Linked DNA regions of Homo sapiens: region 2 is linked to region 1. Evidence: chromatin contacts called from ENCODE Hi-C data. All regions are on one chromosome and are shown on one strand. The core of a region is the stretch at or near the end of the contact, and the rest is flanking DNA. Distances in the headings are between cores, read along the strand shown. Region 1 overlaps MGLL (monoglyceride lipase). Region 2 holds the start of HMCES (5-hydroxymethylcytosine binding, ES cell specific).

Region 1 (4,028 bases), core at 899-3,398:
GGCAAGAAACATGGATGGAGGAGGTCTTCCTAGGAAGACGAGGGCCCCTCCTGCTACTGACCTAGGTCTGCGTCATCAAGGGTAGCAGCCATGGTGGTTTTAGACAGCATGCAGGCAATCACTTTTTTCTTATTTATATGTATTTATTTTATGATTTCTACATCAGTTAGGAATTAAGTTTGACTGCTAGAAATAAAGACTAGTTGTAACAGTCAATTACACAAGAAAAAGGTTTATTTCTCTTCTGAAAAGAAGTCTGGAGATAGGCCAGGCCTGTGTTTGAAAATGTAGGTTGTATTGTGATTCAGGTATGGTGAGGCCAACACATCAGGAGAGGCTGCCATTGAAAAGATAGTTTGTTCCTCTCAGTTCCCAAGAGAAGGGGCCACAGCATACCATGGGGGCATGTGGGGAAGCACCAGGGCTGATCGGGGATGGGTGAGATGGGGTGAGCAGGCTTAGAATTAGCCAGTTTGAATGATTTTGTGGGCTCTGGGGTGTAGGGGCTTCTGGCATCTGGCCCTGGGGTGATGAAAGCAGAGAAATATTGGCCTGGAGTGGAGGTGTGGGCTCTGGACCAGTTAATTTGCATAGGAAAGATGTGCTTCCCTGTAAGACCTTTACTATCTCTAGTAATTGGCTAGCCCTAGAACAGGTAATTTCCCCAGTCAGCAAGGCCCTAGATGCCAAAATATCAGAATAAAAAGACATACTTAATACTTGGAGTAACAGCTCCATTATTTTATCAAGAAACCAACTTCTTCTATCTGCTCCCCAACCCTTAGAGCACCTAGCTTCATTTACCTCTTTGCCCAAGATGGCTGTGAGAGTTCCAGCCATCACATTACATTTATATTTCAGACATAAAAAATGATACCTATCTTCCACTTAAGAAGCCTTTCTGGAAGTTCCATCTATCCATGCCATCCTGTGTCTCAATGACCAGGAGTTAGTCCCATAGCCACACTGATTGCTAGGGAGGCTGGGAGGTAGAGTGCTCTGCCCAAGCACATTGCCAGTCTGAATAAAATCAGGTTTCAGTTACTAAGAAGAAAAGAGAGAGTGGATATTGGGTAGACAAACGGCCATGTCCACCAGTTACTCTGTGTTTATGGGAAGTGACAGATTTTCTACAAACAATAGTCATAGAAAGTGTCTTTGATAAATACATCAATTTAAGGGGGCGAGGGAACATGAGTGTGTAATTAAGAAGTATATTAGGTAAATAATAATACAGGTGGTGCGCGAAGATTTGGTGACTCTGCCCGGTATATCTGGGGAGACAGAAGGTTGGATGCATTCTCTGGGGCCCGCAGTGGGGCCCCTTGTCCTCGTTCGGAGCAACAGGCACATGTGCCAGTGTCCCGGCTGCACTGAGTCTCGCCGCTGCATGTGGTCCGCCCTTGTGACCGTGCACCTCCCACCCACACGCATTCATAAGCAACCTTCTCCTTGTCCTTGTCACTGAAAACCCATTGACCTACAACTGGCATATCGTGTCTCCCATGTTTGGGGGCCTACAGCGATGGATTGCTGGGTAAGGGAAGGAGCTGAGACCCCAGAAGGCAGGCTGGGTGGGAGAGGCATGCTATCCTTTATAAAGCTGTGAGCAGCTGTTTAAACCCTTCCATTTCTTTAAACACCCTCTTCCTCCTTTTACAAGAGCGTTGAGTCTAGCTCACGTGAACAGTTTCATCTTTGGTTTTTCCCTTGTTCCCAGGTCACAGTGGCTAATGAGAAGTGAAATCATTTGAATCCAGGTTTTATCTTCTCCTTTTCTCTCTGGGGTTGAGCAATGCATGGGGCATCCCCTAGTTGACGAGGCCGTGTGGGCAAAAAGAACAGCCCCCGCAATGGCAAGGACCTTTCCCCCGGGGATGCCACAGCTCGTGACTGTGCAGAACCAAAAAATGCCGAGAAAACAAACATAAAACACCCCCACCATCTCGTGGAAACCCGCGTTCCTCCCACACAATCCCTTCTCTGGGGCGCTAGGTGAATTTGAAAGGGAATGCCACGTACCTAGGGAACGCTTCCCTCTAAAGAGCCTGGGACACGTGGGCATGAGTGCACACACCTAGAAATACAGCTCCCAAGATGCACACCCCACGCGCCCCTCTCTGATGACGTTCTCGCTCTCTGGTGTGGTTTTCTCAGCAGCTGCGGGGGAGGCACACGGGAAGGCCACTGAGGCCTGGGTGGAGATCCAGCGTGAAGCCTACGCTTTCTTGCCCTCCGACAAGGAAAACCCATCCTCCTGCCCGACCCAGCCTCAGAAGCACACCTGTAGGTGCCCACTGGGACCAACAGCCTGAGTGGTGAGAACAGACCTAGAGGCTGTGGATCCCAGCCCGCCAGCCCTCTCTCCTCTCTGTGCCTCAGCGTCCACCCTGGTGAAATGGACACAGGCGGTACTGCTGCCTAGCGGGGCCGTTGCAAGTACTCATCCAGTTAACGCCGGTGAGGGGTGAGGCCCTGTGTAGAGTTGAGGTGCGTGGAGCAGAAGGGGAGGCCCTTCCCTGAAGACGGCTTGCAGTCCTGGAAGGCACTTGTGTGGAGCTTTTGATAGATCTGGTTTTTTTTTTCTTTCTTATTTTGCCTTTTATGGTTGTGGGGGTGACAGCAGGACTGATTCCCTAAAAGGGAGAGATTTTCTCACTTAGTCTAAGCACCTCCTTCTTTTCAGGGGAACTGGGAGTGAGCTTGGTGGGGAGTGGGCGGCAGTGCCTGGCGGGTCGTGACCTCTGAGTTCACAGAGGGAAGCCCCTGCCCTGCCAAGGAGGAAGCTGGAGAGTGAGGCCAGGGCCTGGGTGAGCGGGAGGCTGTGGCCTCCTCCGTAGAGTGCAGCATCAGGCCCCAGCGGGCCACCACCCAAAAGTGACCAAAACAGAACAGGGTGCCAACAGAAACAGCTACTGTGGCTACAGAATGGGCTAGGAGTGCAGGGCGCTGACAGCTGTGACGAGGCTGGTGGGAGGAAGTGACCCCTGAGGAAGACAGGGCTTACACCTGGTGCCTCCCATGCCAAGTCAAGGGTGGGAATGGAGACCCATCACCAAGGAAGAGTGTTGGGGTCCTGTAGGGCCGGTGGAGACCTGCCTGTGCTCTGGACCAGGCTCCTTTGCCATCTCTAGCTGTGTGGCCTTGATTCAGTCATTGGGCTGTTTCTGAGCCCAAATGCAGAAGGAACATTTGTAGATGGAACATCTCCTGCTCTTCTTGCCCCCTGTAGACTATATGCCGACCTTATTAGTGTGGCCATTTTAAGCGAGGAAAGTGAAGGCCACAGAGGTTATGCTGTCTGTGCACAGCTACCCAATCACAGAGACAAAGCTCAGGCCCAGGAGTGCCTGATGCTGATTCGATGAGGCAAGGTCTGCAGAAGCGCCCAGCACGTCAGTTGACATATGTTGTGTTCTCAGCAAACGCTGGTAGAATCCGTGGAATGTGACTGTGGGAACAAAGAGCTATGCCAACTTGGAAACCCATGGGCAAGGGCCATTTTGTGCAGGGACAGATGGCCTCACACCTAAGCCCTGAGAACATCCCTGGGTTCTGAGAGTATGTTAAAAACTGGTCACATCAAGGACCCAGCATCAGCAGGGAAAGGGCACATTATCGTCACTATGGTCTGCTTTGGGTGAAGGGAATTCATCGTCGACACCTGCAGCCCCTCACCTGTCCAGAACACTCACCATCCAGGTTGCAGGAGAGTGACTGGGTGATAGGCTCCTAGAGATGCTGGGGAGGTTGCTCTGCAGCTCTTCCCTGTGTCGTTACTTCTCTTCTGGCTTCTTGTTTTCTTTTGGGGCTTCTTTTTTATTTACACCTTTGACTATTGTGTCTCTCATTTTTGTAATGATTCCTCTTACAGCCTTCTGTCCATACGAATCAGGTGTTCCTTTTATAATACAACAGTAGAAAATCTTTGTTTTTCCCTGTGCAGGACCATTGACTCAGAAAAAAATCAATCAAGGGCACAACAAAATGACTAAATGGAGGGTGATTTCTTTCCCCTCTTAGAAAAA
Region 2 (4,028 bases), core at 461-2,960, 1.5 Mb before region 1:
TAGGCCTAGAGAAGTCTGATTAAGCTGGCCTGGTAAAGGGCATAGAAATATTCTTAAATTTTTTATTTTTTTAAATTTTTTCTTTAGGCAGGGTCTTGATCTGTCACCCAGGTGGGAGTGCAGTGGTACAACCATGGCTCATGAAGCCTCGACCTCCCCAGCTCAAGTGATCTTCCCACCTCATTTTTTTATTTTTTGTAGAGATGGGGTCTCCCTATGTTGCCCAGGCTGGTCTCCAACTCCTAGGCTCAAGTGATCCTCCCACCTCGGCTTCCCAAAGTGCTGGGGTTACAGGCATGAGCCATGGCACCTGGCCTTAAATTTTTTTATTATATTTTTAAGATACTCCAATGACCCTGATGATCAGTGAAAGCTGCTATTTTAAAACACAAAGCTCATATAAATTTGGCATATATTAAGGCTAGTATGCCATGTATAGCAAAGGCATTTAAATTGAGCCTGAAAAATACGTCTTTATCAGTGTTAGAAGCCACTGATAAAACTTCTTTCATGAGGCCAAGAGAGGTTCTCAACTGGAAGTCAGAATATATCAGTAAAGGCTGGTTTTTAATGTCATCCCAAGAGGCTGAGCACACACCAAACCAAATAGGAGATGACCATCACGAGGCTGGGCGAGGGGCTAGCATAGTGCAATGCTGGTTACCTTCTCAAAGTGCAGTCGAGACAGAAGCACTGGGCTGTTGGATTGAGGACTCTTGTTGTAAGAGGGGCAGTACTTATCAGGGTCCCTCCACTCCGGGAGCCGCTGCTGGCCCCGCCGATCCTGGTAGGCGCAAGCTCTCGTGAGAACATCTCTAGGTAAGTGACAGGATGTTCGCCCACACATTCTTCAACACCGCCCCTCGCAACCTTTAAATTACAAAACGTAAGGAAAAGGCTTACGTATCTCAAATATTAGGTCTTATTCCTTGAGTCCCCGCCTTCTCTTTCCGTTCCCACAGGGCCGTGCCCCTCCGTGACCACCGTCTAAAGTCTTCCCCAAAAAGTCCCACAAAGACAAGGATGTGCCCGTTTGCTTCGCTCCCTGAGCCCACTGCCCAGCTCCGTGCAGGGCACTGAGGCAAGTCCCGAGAGGAGCTCTGCAAATGCCTGCCTGAGCGCAGGAAGAGCCGCAGCGGAGGGGGCTTCACAGTCCAGCGAAGCAGGGCAAGCGCAGCTAGCTGGGGTCGCCTCCTCCGGGTGACTTGGTGCCCCCAACTCCCCGTCCTTCCCCCCAGTCCCCGCTGGGGTCAGCGACCCACGCCGGCCAGCAACCGGTCACCTCGAGGGCGGCCACTGGACGGCCCGGGGCCGGGGTGCAGAATCCCCGCCTCCCGCCCGCTAGTCCGCAGCGTCCCCGGGCCCGACCTGCGAACCTGTGGGCCGCGGATCCCGCTCCGGACTCTGCTCCCCGGAGCGGGGGCCGGTGCTCGGGGAGCAGGTGGCCCCCAGCCACCGGCCGCGATCCCTCGCCCCTCCCCGCGTCGCCTCCGCTCCGCTCCGGCCCTCAGACTCCGCCGCCCCGCGTCGCCTCACTTCGGCCCAGGCCGCCCTCTCCGCGTCGCCTCGCGTCCGCTCGGGCCTCTGCTCCCCTCTGTCAGCTCGCGTCGCTTCCTTTCCCCTCCCCTCCCCTCGCCATACCCCGACCGCCCGCGTCGCCTCCCCTCCCCTCACCTCGCCCCGGCAGCGCGCGTCACCTCCCTCGACTCTCCTCACCCCCGCTCCGCTCCGCTTTGGCCACCCGCGTCACCGCCCCTCACGTCAGCCCCGCCTCAGCCCGCGCTCCCGGCGCCAGGCCCCGCCCCCAAGGGCCCTTGGTTCCCGCGGTGCCCTCGGGCCCCGGAGGCGGCGTCTTCTCCCCTCCGGTTTGGGATGAATTTTCTCCCGTTTCCCCAGGAGACAGTGACTGCCTTGGGAGACATATCGATCCCAAGCTTCTCGGGACTCCACTTTCCTCCATATTGGCCGTTCCCTGGCGGGGTTAACCTTCCTCCCCGCCCCCAGCGTGTTTCAGGGCTGGCAGGGAAGGTTCCCGCCGCGCTGAGTCTAGGGCACAGGGTCATGGAAGGCGGGAAACCAGGAAACTCCACTCCTTACTTCACAGTCCTGCCAGCTGCCTCACAGTGCGAGGCAAAAATGGAGGAACACTGAAGAAATGAAAGTCAGAAGAACTTCCAGGAATCGCGCACTTCGCCCTCAAACATTGGTGGGCACTAGAATAAGCCTTTCCTGCCCCAGCCCCTCAGCTGAATCTCTAAGGGTGAGGCCCAGATTTTTAAAACAGCCCTTTCGGGTGTACTTTGGCCTCAAAGTTGGTAAAATAGCCTGGCTTGAGTTTAAAAGCCTGCTCCCCTTGGGACCTAAACCGGAGATTCTTCATCTGCAACCAACAGAGAATGCTCTAGAGGGCTGTTCGCCTATGCTGATTCGCTGAACTGAACAGGGAGCAGAAACCCCAGGGCACACTCCATGTAAGACCAGATGCTGGAACGATCAGACACAGGACCCAAGCCCTTTGGAGCCTCCATTTATCGACTATCAAAGGAGGATGCGTTGTGAAGAAGCACGAACGGGAGGGAGTGTGAACTCTGCCTGTTAGCTGATTCACTCAACCACCCTCTACCGCTCCCACCCCTGGGCTTGGTGCTGGGACAGCGATGACGGGGAGAGGGTCCTGCCTCACAGGACTACAACAGCCAAAGGGCTGTGGGTGCAAGGGGGACAGGGCAGGTGTTCTGCCTCTTTAGGGGAGGCCTTGAAGGGGAAGGTGGAGCCCTGAAGCATGAGTCTGCAGAAGTAGCAATCATTCAATAAATACATGCTGATTTATTACAGGGATAAGATGGTTTCTTGGGGGATAGATTCAAGAGGAGTTGAGAATGTTTTATTCATTTACAATGTCCCTTTCCTGGAAGGGTGGACAGCAAGATTTAGGACAAGCTAAAATCATCCCCTATTTAAAAAAAAAAAAAAAAAAAGTCACCAGCAAGTAGTCCCGGGTGGGAGGTGGGAGCAGAATAAAAAAAAATCTGCAATGATTCCTAATTGTTTTTCAATACAGAAGCTTGGGAAGGGGTTTCTGCCAGTTTCATGAGGAAGGCACAACTTCCAGGTAGTGTTGGGGAAGGGTATGAGGTCCTATGCAGGCTGGCCTCTTATCCCACAGATGCCAAGATGATGTCTACTGGCAGCTCCTCCAAACTTCTGGCTGTCACCTGCATTGTCACTGTGTCCAAAAGCAGCAGCCGGGAGCGCACCAGGATGTCATGACCACCCCGGAACACACCTAGAAGGGAAGAGAGAAGTACAGATATATACAGCAGAAGGGACTGTACAGGGCAGGCTAAGGATGGCATTTGCAGCAACCCATGAAGGCAGCTCTGGTGTAGTGAAACGGGCAGGAGAGCTGGGCTGAAATCCCTGAGTGAGGGATTTCACTGTGAAAGTCACTGTCTCTCAGCCAGGCGCGGTGGCTCACGCTTGTAATTCCAGCACTTTGGGAGGCTGAGGTGGGCAGATCATGAGGTCAGGAATTCGAGACCAGCCTGGCCAACACAGTGAAACCCCATCTCTACTAAAAATACGAAAATTAGCTGGGCATGGTGGTGGACGCCTGTAATCCCAGCTACTCGGGAGGCTGAAGCAGGAGAATCGCTTGAACCCGGGAGGCGGAGGTTGCAGCGAGCAGAGATTGTGCCACTGCATGCCAGCCTGGGTGACAGAGCTAGACTCCGTCTCAAAAAAAAAAAAAAAAAAGAAAGTCACTGTCTCTCAGGACTTCAGTATCCTCAACTACAAAGTGGCAGGGATGATAATACCATATTTCAGGCTTCTGCTAAGTTCAAATGAACTGATGGACATAAAAGGCTTATATCTCATGTCACAGAGGCTCTTGCACGTTGACTGAATCTGAGAGCACAAATGAAGGGGACAGCCCCACCACGAGAAAACCACAGGGCAGGTGTCTGCAAGACCCAGGGGACTAGGTTGTTTCAATGTGGCTACAAACTGTCAGCTGTAGGCAGGGT

What was found. Hi-C counts contacts between places; a loop is a spot of excess contacts on that map. Pooled maps may share reads with other maps.
Region 2: a loop to region 1 is called in a map with no recorded cell type, with 9 times the contacts of the local background. The contact joins the promoter of HMCES here to the enhancer-like site in region 1. A Hi-C loop is called at or near these places in 3 of 37 single-sample maps with no recorded cell type and 4 of 50 pooled maps.

What each region holds. Positions count from the first base shown.
Region 1 is chr3:127,752,916-127,756,943 of GRCh38, reverse strand. The region is part of intron 3 of MGLL (monoglyceride lipase); the gene reads left to right. Among named protein-coding and RNA genes, the nearest start is that of MGLL, 68 kb to the left of the region's middle. RefSeq lists enhancers at 2,208-2,327, 2,478-2,597, 2,708-2,887, 1,783-2,982, 3,088-3,397. Within about 2 kb of position 2,148, at least 5 of the 41 ENCODE cell types and tissues checked have a DNase peak (open chromatin) inside an H3K27ac peak, as active enhancers do.
Region 2 is chr3:129,276,552-129,280,579 of GRCh38, reverse strand. It overlaps HMCES (5-hydroxymethylcytosine binding, ES cell specific), which reads right to left and starts at 1,710. Exons shown (of 7, transcript NM_020187.3): 1 at 1,675-1,710; 2 at 665-870. The coding sequence starts at 847. COPG1 (coat protein complex I subunit gamma 1) reads right to left here. Exons shown (of 24, transcript NM_016128.4): 24 at 2,807-3,286. The coding sequence ends at 3,156. RefSeq lists an enhancer at 556-685 and silencers at 1,106-1,495, 1,506-1,855.